Linked DNA regions of Mus musculus: region 2 is linked to region 1. A link is a loop called in an ENCODE intact Hi-C map of the cell type or tissue named here. Cell type or tissue: gastrocnemius. All regions are shown on one strand.

What was found. Peaks named below come from ENCODE experiments on the same cell type or tissue, not always from the same donor. Only the 100,000 strongest peaks of a DNase experiment are listed, where the experiment ranks them.
Region 2: it touches region 1 in a loop (5-fold over the local background); 21 of 42 quality-filtered maps call a loop at or near these places.

What each region holds. Positions count from the first base shown.
Region 1 is chr14:50,803,360-50,811,359 of GRCm38, forward strand. It overlaps Parp2 (poly (ADP-ribose) polymerase family, member 2), which reads left to right and starts at 4,557. Exons shown (of 16, transcript NM_009632.3): 1 at 4,557-4,628; 2 at 6,715-6,855; 3 at 7,141-7,211. The coding sequence starts at 4,589. It also overlaps Rpph1. In gastrocnemius, a CTCF peak has its summit at 22 (motif pointing left); a DNase peak (open chromatin) is centred at 4,411; H3K4me3 peaks cover 1,960 bases; H3K27ac peaks cover 1,691 bases.
Region 2 is chr14:51,084,903-51,092,902 of GRCm38, forward strand. n-TTtgt1 (a tRNA gene) reads left to right here and starts at 3,748; the gene lies at 3,748-3,820. n-TYgta10 (a tRNA gene) reads left to right here and starts at 4,587; the gene lies at 4,587-4,676. n-TPtgg5 (a tRNA gene) reads left to right here and starts at 5,745; the gene lies at 5,745-5,816. It also overlaps a transcript of Rnase4 not described here and a transcript of Ang not described here. In gastrocnemius, no CTCF peak of the experiment used is centred here; DNase peaks (open chromatin) are centred at 3,802, 4,612, 5,461, 5,736 and 3 more places; H3K4me3 peaks cover 5,158 bases; H3K27ac peaks cover 4,820 bases.

The DNA of each region.
Region 1 (8,000 bases):
AATGAGATCTGGTTCCCTCTGCTGGCAGGCAGACATACACACAGGCTGAATGCTGTATGAATAAACAGCATTTCTTTTAAAAAAGACTTAATTTACAAATACAAACGGCATAATCTAATAGGTAGTAATTTGTTAAGAGGTAGCTATCTATCTCTTAAACGTCTGTGAAGAGGAAGATGTGGGGAGCACACTTATCTGTTAACAATTTGAGTGCAGATCTGCAGAACTTAACTCCACTATGCTTTTTATCTATGTATGAATGTTTTGCCTGCATGTATGTATGCGCACCAGTGTCTTCCTGGTCTCCAGAGCCCTTGGATCTCCTGGAACTAGAGCTACTGATGGTTTTAAGATACAATGTGCCGGGCGGTGGTGGTGCACGCCTTTAATCCCAGCACTTGGAAGAGGCAGGTGGATTTCTGAGTTCAAGGCCAGCCTGGTGGTCTACAAAGTTGAGTTCCAGGAAAGCCAGGGCTATACAGAGAAACCCTGTCTCGGAAAAAAAAAAAAGATAGCTGAGTGTTGAGAACAGAATGCAGGTCCCCTTGCAGCACCTCTAACTGCTGAGACCTCTCTCCATGCTCAGATTTGTAATTATGGACTTAAGACAAATAAGCTATAAAGGATATAGAAGCCACATATGCCTATTAGCACATTCAGCTTGCTAGGTTAGGATTTTCTTCTCACATTCTCTGCCTATAACAATAACCCATGCATCAGGTGTGATAGCACACACCTTTGATCCTAGCACTCAGGAGACAGGTATAGTGATCTGTGAGTTGAGGCCACTCCGTGTCTACATAGCAAGTTCCAGGACAGCAAAACCCAGTCTCAAAAAAATAAAAATAACCAACTAAGTAGGACTGCAGAGATGGACCTTGCAGAGATCTGAGCTCAATTCCCAGCACCCATGTTGGGCAGCTCACTGCTATTGTTAACTCCAGGGGATCAAAAAGTCAAAAAGCCTCTTCTGGTTCAGAAGGCACCTGCATACTTTATGCCTCCACACTTAACAGACTTAATTACAAATAAATCTTTAAAGAATATCTAGCCCAGGGGTGGCAATCCATGCCTCTAATCCCAGCACGCAGGAGGCTGAGGCGGGCAGATCTGAGTTTGACACCAACCTGGTCTACTAAGAGTTCCAGGACAGCTAGAACCATACTTTTTTGTCAAAAAAAGAACAAAAAGCCACCAACACCAAAAACCGGTTACGCTTAGACTAGTATCAAGGAGAAAAACAGGAGTCTTGTGAGTTCCACACACCGAGGTCATTAGAAAACTTTTCATGAGTCAAAAATACCCGCAATGGAGATTATAAACTCACAGCTTGCTTTTGCAAAGTAGCTAGTATTTACTGTATACCAACTAGGGTGTATTTTGTTCACTCTTCACAAAGGAAGCTCAGAATGGCTCACACTATCCTCCGAGCAGAGCAGAGTATCTCCAGATACTCCAGACGCAGGCGCTACAATTTGAACATTGGCTTGCGCAAAGCTAAAAAACCCTGGTCCTTCTCAGAGCGTCTTATAAGTATTTTAGGACACAGGCGCCACCGTTAGCCCTCCTAGGGCTTGTTAAACCACCTATCCTCAGCGTTATCTATCTAGTTTCACACATGGTCTGAGCAAATACGACACTGTTCACTAAAGGTTCGCAAATGTGTCAAGGTCGTGGCCCCACAACATTCAACAGAGACATACACGTGGGCCTCGGCAGTCCTTGTTTGCCAGCTTTCCCCAGACCAGGTGACCCAGAAACAATACATTCTGCCTCGGGCACAGTGTTCCTGAATCTGGGGAAATCCGTCTGTATTCTTTTTTTTTTTTTGGGAAAGGCACCGTTACTACCCCGGCGCTAACCTGGGCGGTCTCGGAGGGTGAGTGCAGCCTCTGTCTTTGGTTCTCTGAGTTCAAGGCCTGATTTACAGAGTGAGCCCCAGGTCTGTGAAGAAGTGAAGAAGGAGGTGGAGGAGGAGATGGAAGAGGAGGAAAAGGAAGAAGAAGAGGAAGGGCAGGAGAAAGAGGAAAGAAAGAAAAGGAAGATGGTAGGGCGTGGTGGCGCACGCCTTTAATCCCAGCACTTGGGAGGCAGAGGCAGAGGCAGGCGGATTTCTGACTTCAAGGCCAGACTGGTCTTCAAAGTGAGTTCCCGGACAGCCAAGGCTACACAGAGAAACTAAAGAGGACGAAGAAATTCTGAATATCACAGATATACCGATGGAGCTGGGGGGAAAAGTCATCCTAAGTGAGGTAACCCTGACCCAAAAAGGCAAATACATATGTGAATGTTAGCTTCTAATCCTTCCATAGGCATGCTGCAATCCATTATAACCACAACGGTTAGGTATAGAGTCAGGGATGAGGAAGGGGAGGGAGGACAGGATCTCCCAAGGGAAGGGAAATAGAATATATAGCTATGGAGAAACAAGGGGAGAATGGAGCTGGAGGATTAAATGGGGAGGGGGATGGAGAAGAAAGGTAATGGGAATAGAGACTCAGAAAGTGACAAATAAGCATGCGTCATCCATAAGGGAGCCTGCTACTGTAGAAGCTTCTTAAAACATGTACATGTATGAAAAGAAAGCCTCAGCTAGACACCAGTCACCACCAAGAGAAACCACCAGGGATGGGTGACATCTAAGTGAGTTGTTTGCCAAAAGGGATCCATGGAAACCCCCAAAGAACCCAGTATCCTTTGCTCTCTGCAAACTGATGGCAAGGCCCTGTTGTTAAACATTGATACTGTCATACCTCATTGAATATGGACCAGTTGAGCTAGTGCCTGTCTAGAGCCTTCATCCCTACTGACTAATTTTCATAGTACTGGAAGGTACCCTGTACACCTACTGATATGGGATGTGTGTGTGTGGTATGTGAGTGTGTGCGTGTGCCCGTGCCCCCCACACCGTTAGAGTGAGCATATATGTATGTCTCTTGTGCTTTTTCTTTCTTTCTTTTTATTCTTTCGGTTTTTTTCAAGAGAGTTTTTCTATATAGCCTGGGCTGTCCTGGAATTTACCCTCTAGACCAGGTTAGCCTTGAACTCAGAGATCTGCTTCCCTGTGCCTCCCAAGTATTGGGATTAAAAGTGTGTGCCACCACACCCAGGTTTTGTTTTGTTTTTTTTTTTTTTTGTTTTTTTTTTTTTTGTACAGGGTTTCTCTGTATAGCCCTGGCTGACCTGGAACTCACTTTGTAGACCAGGCTGGTCTCGAACTCAGAAATCCACCTGTCTCTGCCTCCCAAGTGCTGGGATTAAAGGTGTGCGCCACCACTGCCTGGCTCACCCAGCTTTTTTTTTTTTTTTTTTTTTTAATGAGTTTGTATGTGTTTGTGTACGTATCACTTGTGCTTTTTATTTATTTATTTATTTATTTTTTAATTTAATTGCCTGTTTTCTAAAGAAAGCTCAAGAGGACATGGAGTTAGTTGGATGGAGACCTGGAGGAGATGAGGGACGGGAAATGGTAATCAAAGTTTTATTTTTCAGTTTTGGTCATTAATCGATCTGAGGCATCCACACACTAGTCAAGTCACAGCTTCGCGCCTTTGTAAGGAAAGCTGGGCTTGGTATGAGCCCTATTCCACTCCTATCTCAATTGCTTCTCCTTTCTCAGTGTTCTTCGCTGTAGCTCAACTCTGCTCATTTACTTCATGAGGAATTCCCAGCCTGTTTCTCTATTATGATACTATGTGCTTTTCCTAAGTACTTATTACAGTTACAGGTTCATTTTTTTGGTTTTGTAATAAGTCTACATATATATTCTCCCAATAACAAGTTACATGAAGGTATGAACTACGTTTATTTTTGCTAGACAAATAGCTAAAGTATAGCCCCAAAAATCCAACAGTGGGAGGGGGTTCATATCATGTTTCACTAAATGTTGTCAAACTCCCTTCTATATTTTTATGGTTTAATCCATATTTGAACAACTCTCAAGCTTGGTCTTTTTATAGTAGAGGGTTGTGGTCAATACAGTCACAACTGTTCAAAATGAATGAATGACTGACTGAATGCTGAGACACAGAGTAAATATATAAAACCCTTTCGAGTCAATACTCCAAAAGGATCTCGATCAAAAAAGAGGGCGGGGGAGAGTAGTCTGAATTGGGTTATGAGGCCCGGGAGGTGCCTCACCTCAGCCATTGAACTCGCACTGCTGGCCGTGAGTCTGTTCCAAGCTCCGGCGAGGGAGGCATCCGCTCCGGCGAGGGAGGCATCCGCCCCGACTCGGGGCTTCTCCTGCCCAGTCTGCCCAAGCGTAGAGCCCTGCTCTCTGGGAACTCACCTCCCCGCTCGGGGAGAGCCCGGTTAGGGCCGCGGGAGGCCCAAGTCTCAGACCTTCCCAGGGGCCGAAGAGTGACACGCACTCAGCACGTGGCCCCGCTGATGAGCTTCCTCCGCCCACTTTCAGGATGTAGACCGGCCGCCACTATAAGGCTCGAAAGAGGAATAAATTTTTCGTTTAGGGTGATTTCCCACAAAGCACAGCGCGTAATTTGCATGCGCTCTACCCCAGGCTCCTGTGCTAGACAAGAAGCCCGCGCATCCGGGCAAGGGATGATGACGTCGTCCTTCAAGAGCGATGGCGCCGCGGCGGCAGAGATCAGGCTCTGGAAGGCGAGGTGGGAACTCAGTCCGCAGGCTGAATGCTCGGCCCAGTGTCACAGGGAGCCTCTCGCTTTTTCATATTACACTTCAGTCCAAAGAGGCGGGTCACGGATAAGCGCTTACAGTAAAGTGATTAGCTGTAGTCAACCTTTTAAGATACATCCGATTTCAGAAAGTAAAATTCGAATCTTAGAATTGGTGTCTGTAGACCGTATACTGTGTCTGTGGTCTCGGTTTTATATTTCGGGCAACTAAAGTTCAATGAATTTACAGGTTCTAAAGCTCCAAATAGCAACGCTGGCAGCAAGTTGGTCAGTCCAGACCGTTGAACACTTTACTGATGACCATGATGAAGTGGTCTAGTTTGAAGGAAGGTATTAGAGACCAAAGGCTATGAGACCCATGTAATGAACTGTAAAGATCTATGTAAACTTATTTTATCCTATTATTAATATCCCATCAGGATAGCAATTTAGGCAGTATTGCTCAGTGAGTGGTGTGCAAGTTATTAAGAGCATGTTGAATTATTTCTTTAGAAATTATTTAATCTTTATGTATTTTATCTGCATATATATATATATATGCACCATGTATGTGCCTGGAAGTGTTGGACCCCCCGTACTAGAGTTACTGACAGTTGTGGTCTGCCATATGAGAGATGGAACTTAAACCCAGAGCCTCGGGAAGAATCAGGCAGCTCCTTCATCACTGACCCACCTCTCCAGCTACTTTAAGTTCTTTCTTTAAAGGATATTATGAGAGCCTGGTGGGCATGTTGGCTCACACCTTTAATGCTCGCACTTGGGAGGCAGAGGCAGGAGGATCTCTGTGAGGTCCAGGACAGCCAGGGCTATATAGAGACCCTGTCATTTAAAAAGGGGGGTGGGGGGAGGAGGGTTGTCAAGAAGCTGGAGAGTTAGCTCAATGTTAAAAACCACTTGTTAGCCAGGCGTGGTGGCACACGCCTTTAATCCCAGCACTCGGGAGGCAGAGGCAGGCGGACTTCTGAGTTTGAGGCCAGCCTGGTCTACAAAGTGAGCTCCAGGACAGCCAGGGCTATACAGAGAAACCCTGTCTCGAAAAACCAAAAAAAAAAAAAAAAGAAAACAAAACCAAAAAAAAAAAAAAACACTTGTTGCCCTTATAGAGGGTCTGAGTTTGATTCCAAAATCCCACATGGCAAGTCATAACCACCCTCCCAGACCTCCAGGTACACCAGACATCCAGACATGCACGTGGCACACATACATATACAGACAGAACACCCATACACGTAAAAGGAAACAATAACCTTTGGGGGTTTGTTTCTTTGTTTGTTTTGGGTTTTATGTTTGTTAACAGTCAAGGGCAGAGACAACTCTACTGTCTCTGACAGCAACCTTAGTTTTTCAGAGACCTCCACTCAGGCAAACCTAGTATTCTTGCCTTTAAAGTAGAAATGACTTTCAAGAGTATGCAAAATGAACCAAAGTTGGAAGTTTATTACAGGAGATGCCAATATATGTTTTAAGCACAAGGGTTAAAAGAAACGGAATGACTGGGAAGAGAGACGCCACAGAACATGAGTGTGGGCTTCTCAAAGAAGAATCACCCTTCACTGTCTTTAGAATAGACATGTATGTAAGATTTGTGATTTTTGGCTCTTCAAGGAGTTGTTAAAGAATTTAAATGAGATCACAGTTCCTGAGGAGATCTGACAGAATTCCAGAGTCCAAGTCTGGATGATAAGGGATGCAGGGAGTTAGGTTATCAGCATTGTCAACAATGCTCGTGGTCTGTTTAAGACTCCCATAAAATGGGAAAGAAATGAACCAGGCCCATTGTCATATTCATTTAGGCCGACAGCCCAATTCAGTGTCATTTTAACATGAAAATATCTGAAGATCTGCATCAGCAGCCTTCATAGAATGTTAATTGGGCTGAATTTCTTGCTTCTCAACTTCAGAGAGGCTTCATCCTGACTCGGGGATAGGAGGGGCTGCTTTTCCTTTTCATAGCCATCTAATTTTCCTGTGTTTTTATTTTGCTTCAGTGTTGTTTCAGTAAAGTTAGATCATCTTCATAGTGCAGTAATTCTTGGTATATTGTTCTTGCCATAAGTGCTAAATGAAGCCAAGAAAGTTGATAATGGCAACAAAGCAACAGAAGACGACTCTCCTCCTGGCAAGAAGATGCGCACGTGCCAGAGAAAAGGGCCTATGGCTGGAGGGAAGGACGCAGACAGGACAAAAGACAATCGAGGTAATGGGCCAGGGAGGACATGGGACAACTCTTGGGTTTCCAGAAGAATGGGGATAACATTTGTTCCTTCCCTCTTCAGGATCTAATTAATTTCTCTATCACCTGGGCATTCTGCAGTACCAGTCTACTTTGTTGAATATTTTCATAGATTTGAGATGGATTAGAACCCAGGCAGAAGACCTGGACTGCTCGGGAAGGGCAAAGTTAATTATGACAGCTTTGTAGCCAAGACGGCCCTTTTGATTCCCACATCAGTAACGGCAGTGCGTGTTTGTGTTCCCTCAGACTCTGTGAAGACCTTGCTGTTAAAGGGCAAAGCCCCTGTGGACCCAGAGTGTGCAGCCAAGCTGGGAAAGGTAAAAGCACCTGCAATGGAAGGCAGAGTTTTCTTGTCTTATGATGATCCCTGTCTAGAATGTCGGTGGTGCTCAGTTTAAAAATACTTCCGAAAATATTGCTAGTGATGACTTCTCTCCAGAGTTGAGAAGTAGGGGTGATGAGGTTTCAGCTTAGCAGAATATTGAGCCTGGAGAAATGATCCAGTGGTTAAGAGCATTTATTGTTCTTCAAGAGCCATCTGTAACTCCATTTCTAGGAGGTAGGATGCACTCTTCTGACCTCCACAGGACCAGGCGTGCAAGTGGCACACACACACACACACACACACACACACACACACACACACACACACACACAGAGAGAGAGAGAGAGAGAGAGGTAAAACACATGTAAAATTTAAAAATGAATAGATTTACTTTTTAAAAATGTAAAGAAATTCACAGAATATGACATAATTACTACAGGGCCTGCCATTAGCTTTCCTTCTTCACCCAGGAAATGTTAGGATTGTTAAGGGAGAACTGTGTGGGGGTTTGGTTTGGTTTGGTTTGGTTTGGTTTGGTTTGGTTTGGTTTGGAGACAGGGTTTCTCTGTGTGACTCCTGGAACTCACTCCATAGACCAGACTCATCTCAAACTCAGAGATCTGCCTGCCTCTGCAGATCCCTGCATGCTAGGACTACAGGCATGTGTCACCATTGCCCACTTGACAGTGTAATTTTGATTATAGACTACCATGGAATGGCAGGAGTTACTGATGAAGGGGAAAGAGGTTGGAAGGATCTGGAAGCAAGCCTACTTATAAGC
Region 2 (8,000 bases), 280 kb after region 1:
TTGAATTCCACAAATATATGAGACAGACACATCAACAACAACAATAAATAATAAAAGACAAATCTAGTTGGCGGTGGCAAAATGGCTTAGTGCAGCAAGCCATCTTTTTATCTCCAGAACTCACATGGTGAAAGGGCCTCTGACTCCGTGTTCCAGCTGTGGCTGTAGCATTCGATGTGTCCCCCCACACCCCTTAGTAGATAAATGTTTTAGAAATAAAAAATTGTAAAGCCAGGTGTAATGGGGGTGGGGAAGGGAGAGGCAAAGGCAGGAAGATTTCTGTTGAGTTCCAAGACAGCCAGAACTACATAAAGACCCACCTAAAAAGCACTTAGCTCAGCACTCCATTGCCTGAGTGACTCAACTAGTTCAGCACTCTATCGCCTTCATTTCCAGGGCAATCAGGTTTCCCCTTCTGTCTTCCACCTGCACTAGGCATGCAGGTGGTGCACAAACCTACATGTAGACAAAACATCCACACATAAAACAAGCAATTTTAAAAAGTGAAAGTAACCTATTAAAAAGTTAGTTTTTACTACTGACTGATGGAGAACGTGCCTTGCTGTGTGCCCCTGGCTGGCCTTGATCTCAGGTTCCTTAGAGCTAAGATCCTACGGCCAGATTTACCAGTAGAAGCTACTACTCCCAGTTTAACTTTTATTATCTTGTTTTATTTGTCTTTGTAATGCTGGAAATTGAACCCAAGACTTTGCCGTTCCAGAAAGAGCGCTGCTATACTCGCAGACTTACTTAATATGATCTTACCATGACCTTAGTTCATGGACTGTAAACACAGATATAGTGTGTACTCAACAATGCCTGAATGTGCTCCATGCATTTCTTAGTTAGGGTTTTACTGCTGTGGACAGACACCATGACCAAGGCCGGAAATAGAACTTTTTTTTTGTTTTTTGTTTGTTTGTTTTTGTTTTGTTTTGTTTTTCCGAGACAGGGTTTCTCTGTAGAGCCCTGGCTGTCCTGGAATTCACTTTGTAGACCATGTTGTCCTCGAACTCAGAAATCCACCTGCTTCTGCCTCCCAAGTGCTGGGATTAAAGGCATGCACCACCGCACCCGGCTGCAAACATGTACACCCACCAAGGGCAACTCTTATAAGAACATTTAACTGGGGCTGGCTTACAGGTCAGAGGTTCAGTACATTATCATCAAGGTGGGAGCAGGGAGGCATGGTGTAGGAGGAGCTGAGAGATCTACATCTGAGTGCTGCTAGAAAAATAATGACTTCCAGGCAGCTAGGACAAGGATCTTAAAACCCATGCCCACAGTGACAGGCCTACTCCAGCAAGGCCACACCTACTCCAACAGGGCTACACCTTCTTATAGTGCCACTCCCTGGGCTGAGCACATACAAACCACCACACTGCACCTCCTGTTTCTCCCGCCCAGACCCTGACACTGCTGCACCTCTGTCTTTTCCAGATATACTGGAAATGAAGATTTCTTCCCCTCCTTTTCTTGGATATTTTCTTTATTTATATTTCAAATGTTATCCCCTTTCCTGTTTCCCCTCTGCAAACCCTCCATATCCCCTCCCCACCTCCCCCTGCTTCTATGAGGGTGCTCCCCCTCCCACCTACTCCTACCTCCCTGCCCTGGCATTCCCCTACACCAGGGCATCGAGCCTTCATAGGACCAAGGGCCTCTCCTCCCATGGATGCCCGACAAGGCCATTCTCTGCTATATATTTGGTTGGAGCCATGGGTCCCTCCATGTGCACTCTTTGGTTGGTGGTTTAGTTCCTGGGCACTCGTGGGGGGGGGGGGGTCTGGTTGGTTGATATTGTTGTTCTTCCTATGGGGTTGCAAACCCTTTCAGATTTTTCAGTCCTTTTTCCAACTCCTCCATTGAGGACCCCGTGCTCAGTGCAATGAATGGTTGGCTCTGTATTTGTCAGGCTCTGTCAGAGCCTTTCAGGAGACAGCTATATCAGACTCCTGTCAGCAAGCACTTCTTGGCATCTGCAATAGAGTCTGGGTTTGGTTACTGTATATGGGATGGGTCCCCATGTGGGGCAGTGTCTGGATGGCCTTTACTTCAGTCACTGCTCCACACTTTGTCTCTGTATTTCCTCCTTTGAGTGTTTTGTTCCCCCTTCTAAGAAGGACCAAAGCATCCACACTTTGGCCTTTCTACTTCTTGATCTTCATGTGGTCTGTGAATTGTATCTTGGGTATTCCGAGCTTTTGGGCTCCTATCCACTTATCAGTAAGTGTCTACCATGTGTGTTCTTTTGTAATTGGGTTATCTCACTCAGGATGGTATCTTTTAGTTCCTTCCATTCGCCTAAGAATTTTATGAAGTCATTGTTTTTAATAGCTGAGTAGTACTCCATTGTGTAAATGTACCACATTTTCTGTATTCCGTTTCTCTGTTGAAGGAGAAGATTCCCCCCCCCCCCCACAAGTAGCAAGGTATGATAGTGAATCACCTCTCCTTTCTGTCCACCACATTCAAAGGAAGCCTTTCCCTGTCTCTTAGTCTTTCCTTTGTAGCCCCTGGCTATCACAGCTTCGTGCTTACATGGCTCTCGTCTCCTGACTCTAGTTTCTCCTCCCTTCAGTTGCATTCCATGCTTGGTGAATTTCCATTTTCTATTTTCAAAAGAGTCTAATGCCATTCCTGTAACCTAGCCTGTCTCATCTCTTGTCAGTTTGAGGAGGGTGGACCAACAACTTTCTAACTGTATAGCTCTCAATGTTTTGCTATTCCTTGGCCTTTACTCATCATTTTTGTCTACCAAGAATCTTCCAACCCTCGGATTGGACAGATCTCAGCCTTCTCTAACCTGAGACTCAGCCTCCCTTTCTCAGGGCCCTCCAAATTGTTTACTTGCAAGTTACACTGGGTGCGCTTGCTTTTCATTCCGGTTTCATGACACTGAAAGAATTTCTCCCCAGAAACCTATGACAATGACTTCAGATCAGATTCCAACTCCAGTTTGGAGAACTGGCTCAGTATTTAAGGTTTTTTTTTTTTTTTTTTTTTTTTTTTTTTTCCCAAAGAGCGTCATCCCAACAACTTACAATAACTGTAAGAAAATCTGGCGCCCTTTTATGACAGCCACGGACACCAGGCACCCTCGTGATGCACAAAAAAAAAAAAAAAAAAAAAAAAAAAAAGTAAAACAAATAAATAAATACACCCCCCCCCAAATAAAAACAGAAACAAAACAAAACAAAACAAAAAACCCGAGGGGGAAAATAAAATAGTCAGCGAAGTACATTAATTTAAAAAACGAACGAACAAACAAAACACCAAACGGAATCCCTATCTAGCTTCTAGTGTAGAGCCTAGCACAGAAAGGCAATTCGGAGAATTTGGAGTCTCCTGAGTGAAGGAACGCATTAAATGGAAAACTGGGAGTTTCTTGTTCTGGCATTGAGAGGAAGGTATCTGTTAAGAGGTGTGTGGCAGAAGTCTGGAGTCAAGGACAAAAACCAGAGTGAGGCAGGCTTCTTCCCCTGCGCTGGATTTCTGTTCCGGATTTCACTGAAGGACATGCAGGTGGTGGTGGTGGTGAGGGGGCGGTCATATTTCTTCAAATCTAGGATAGTAGTGATTCCTGTCAGAATCCTCTACTATACCATTCCCAGTGAGCCCAGACTGAATTCCAACACCGGATAAGAAATGGACTAAAATATAATTTTAGTTTGCTTGTTTTCTAACGCCCCCAAAAAACCAGCAACCGAATCCTTTTCTAAGAAAGAGAGAAACTGTGATCTGTGTGGCCCTATAGCTCAGGGGTTAGAGCACTGGTCTTGTAAACCAGGGGTCGCGAGTTCAAATCTCGCTGGGGCCTGAGTCTACCTAGACTTTTGAGCACAGGATTTTCTGGCAGTCTGTCGCTAAACTTCCAAAAACGTCGTTGGCTTTTTGTTCCAGTGCAATCCCACACCCCTGCGCGCTCTGCACTCTGAGAAAGGGGGGCAGCCTGCTATGCGCACGGAGATCGGACGAAGGGAAAGTTGATCCCTTACAAAAGTTGGGCAGAAAGAAGTAGGACTGGCCCCCTCGTGCTGTACGGGGAGGCTACAGGTACAGGAGCCAGAGGCCTGGGAATCCAGATACTTCACTGTCTCGCGCAGGAAATAAAGCACCGCAGTTGTCGTGAGACCTTGGTCACTAAACCATGGAATGGACTCAAAACGGCTGTGGCTATGACTTCCAGTAAAAAGAATGGCCTTTCTCCAAGGAGAGCTTCTTTATTGATAAGTGCTGAGGTTAAACCTGGGATCTCACCCAGGCTAACCACAGTTCAAGCCACGCCTCCAGCCCCTGGGTTTCTTAGCTGTGGTGGCATCTCACGCCTCCCACCTGCAGAGTGTCGCGCGGTTCGGGTGCATAGCGCTTGTTTTCGGATCTCTGGTGCCCGCTTCACCGCATGCGTGCTCCCACCCGGAGGCGGGCATCCTTAAAGCTCTGGCGTTGTCTGGAGGACAGGACGGCGATCCCGGCAGGGTGTCCGAGTAGAGCTCCACATACCCAAAGCCACAAGTAGGGCCGAGTCGGCTAAATGGTTTCCTACCTACTGAAAACCACTTTCGAAAGAGCACTGCTTGTGCTTCCCTTCGATAGCTCAGCTGGTAGAGCGGAGGACTGTAGTTACATTCGTTGCAGCCATCCTTAGGTCGCTGGTTCGATTCCGGCTCGAAGGAGTAGCCTGTCTTTTGGGCTCTCAACCCCTGAGATAAGCTGGCTCTTTGTTCAGTGTTTGGTTGATCATTGCTCGTCCTCACTAACATTAGCAATCTCTCTTTCCCGAAAGTGGTTTGCTCAATCACTATACCTATCTCTAATTGAACAGTTACCAAAAGGAAAATGAGTCTTGGAGTTTGGTTTCTGGCTCCCTCCTTGTTTAATTTTAGTTTCCGAGTCTACCGTGCCGCCCCTTATCCGAAGTCCAGACATCAAAGACTCGCAAGGTACATAACCTTGGGCTTGTTTGTGTACATTTTTTTTTTTTTTTTTTTTTTTTTTTTTTTTAGCGCTCTGATGGCCAGCAGGGACCTTGATTTGCCGAACGTTAAAACCTCTGACCCCGGTGATCGCCCCACTAACTGGCAAAGTGACGCTTTATTTATTTAGGTATTTTATGTAGCATTTGACGTGAGTTGTTGACGAGGCTGGAGGAGTATAAAGTTCAGACGGATGAAGTACTTTAAACAAGGGAAGTGAGATTGAAAACGCAGTTCTTACTCAGGAAAACTGCGAAGGTCTACAGAATATCGGAATAATAGCAAACTTATCTGCCACCAGCCTACCAGGCTACCCGCAGCCTCCTTCTGCCCCCAATATTTTGTTGTGCCTCCTTCTTGCCTGCCTACATGTAAGATTTTGTGGCTGCAGAGGTGGTCGCAAGTATGTGGAACACGCCCTGCGCTTGTCGGAGACTCAGGACTCCGCTGCCCTGCATTTGGGCTCCACTCGAAGAGCGCAGCGCCAACTCGGCTCGCTCCAGTTCCTTCTGGAGTTAGCGATCACGCAGGCCTGTGACTTGAAATCTGAAAGGCTGCATCCTCTGATCCCATTCTGAACCTTGAGTTATTCGGGAAGTGGATAGAGAATAAGAAGGGATAGGTCAGGAATTAATGGATGGGACTTGACAAAACTGGGTGGAAATAACAATGAAAGAAAATTTCTCCGAAACCGGAAACCGCTGGAACCACTTGGTGCCCTGCTGTGTTAAAACATGCTAGATTGATGAGCAAGCTGAGCTACCACATGGCTCGTTGGTCTAGGGGTATGATTCTCGCTTTGGGTGCGAGAGGTCCCGGGTTCAAATCCCGGACGAGCCCTGTACTTTTTACATCGTTCTTTTTTAGTAACTGATAGACAAAATGTTCACCACTCTACAAACTTTCTAGTGCATTGTCAGACCTACAAAAAGGAGCGGCACCACATGATATACAACAGAAGGGTAGCACCAAATTTCTAGATTCCTGAAGCTCCCCAGGGGAGAACCTTCCAGGGGAGAACCTTCCAGGGTCTTCCTGACAGTCATGGACGTCCTCGAGAAATCAACCAGTCCGATTTCTGTACAGAAACCCACCTTGTCTGCTTGGAAGTTAGAGTTACTGTTTTGGGTTTTGCAGGCAGACCCAATGGGGAGGGGCATCCTTGGAAGAATGGGGTGCGGTCCCAGCCACCGAGGCTGGAACGCCCACCCTCCACTCCTCTGCACCCCGCCCCAATCTGTTTGCGTGGCCAGGCAACGCCGACCTCACCCATATCGGGGACGAGATTCCAAAGGAAATTTCATTCTTCTATTCGCCATCCCAACAGGAAGGAAGGAGTGAGAAACAAAGCTGCCGCCTCCAGTTCCGGGTCCAGGTGGGTTTCTACTTCTGTCCCTCCAGGTTTGGCTTTGGAAGTCCCTTCCTACTAAGGACAGTTGTGGGGCTCCTGGGAGATGACTTCTCGACTTCTCAGGTCTGACTGCGGGGCTGAGGTGTGGTGGGGCTCAACGCTGTTTCCACAGTTAGCTTTTCGCATCTTGCCAGAGTCCAGCGTGGATGTCCATTGTCTAGAACCAGGGCTCATAGGGGACCGCAGAATCCGCGAAGGGAGGAATTCCAAGAAGCCCGCGTTTGCTCAGATAAGGAAAAATTTTGAGAGTTCCTAGGTTGATATCAGATTTGTTATGCAAGTCTGTCAAGGTTGTGCAAGGATAAGTGGTGTTTTCGTTTTTGTATTTCCTGTCTCCCTCCCTTAACTCATGTTTAAGTGTGTTGTGAAACCATTGGAGACCGGTCAACAGCATCCTCTGTGCCTTCTTACTGAACAGTTGGGATCCGCTATGTCTGAGACAGCACATCAAACCATGCCAGCGCAACGATGGAGCATCTTTATTTCGGATGGAGGATAGTAGAAACCTTGTCCTTTTATTGGGACATCTTCAGTGGGCCAGTCCTTCGGTCTGTGATGGCAGGAATCTCATAGCCAGTCCATACATGCAGTCGTTAGAAACTTCAGTTAGCAGACAAGTCTGAACAGCCTCTGGCAAACTCCAAAAAAGCTGCCTTGGCTATTCATAAACGAGCACCACCCAGCTCTGAGCCAGTTAGTGTTGCTAGTTGCAGCGGTTTCATTTCAAGAAATAATATAATGATAAAACAATCAGATGTTTTAGAGAGTTATGGAAATAATCAGTGTTAAGTAATTTTCAATACTGCTTTAAACATGAGTTTTGATTTTTCTAGAAATCATAAAAGTTGTGTCATGCATTGGAAAGCTTCCATTCACAGGGACACCAAATGCTCCTTCGTCAGTTAATGTCCCTTTCTTTGTTCTTCAGTTCCCTCTTCCTTACAGTGAAGGTTGAGAGATCATCTCATTTCGATCTCATGGGGCAGTGGGACCTCAGTCACATGATTCAGAGAAGGTGGAGTTGAAGCTTAGTTAAACAGGGGTGATTAGAAAACGTGAACTAGCTACAGTTCGAGATCAGGCCTGGGGGAGTCATCAGTTTGACAACGGCTTAGCTTGTCGGGGTTCGTGGTTCCCCCTCACCCCTGTTTTTTCTGCACCCCACAAAACGCCATAGAGCTGTCCACTGGAGGCATTCTTAGTGTGACTTCAAGCATGGATTAAAAAGTGTACTGATGCAGGCTGGTAAAACATGTCTTGAGATCTTCCATTGTGTACACATTTGAGTATAGAGCACTATATGTAAGCAGTTACTTTCAGAGTGGCTGCAAGCAGAGCCCAGTATGTTGGGAAGTAATGTTTAATTTGTATCGTGTTTGGAAATGTCCGATGTCATCAGGTCTTTGTTTCCATTCTCCCTGACCCAGGGGAGCCCCCACTCCTCAGGGGGCCCTCTGGTGAGCTTTCCTTTTCTAGTTGTTACTTCGTTACTGACTGAGTAGTATGTTAGCAGTGTAAAGGAATTTTTAGTGTCCCCGTGCCTTCTACTCTATAATGAGCCCTAAGGACAGAATCAAACATACACACTCTGTATAAAGAGAGGAATGTGCCAA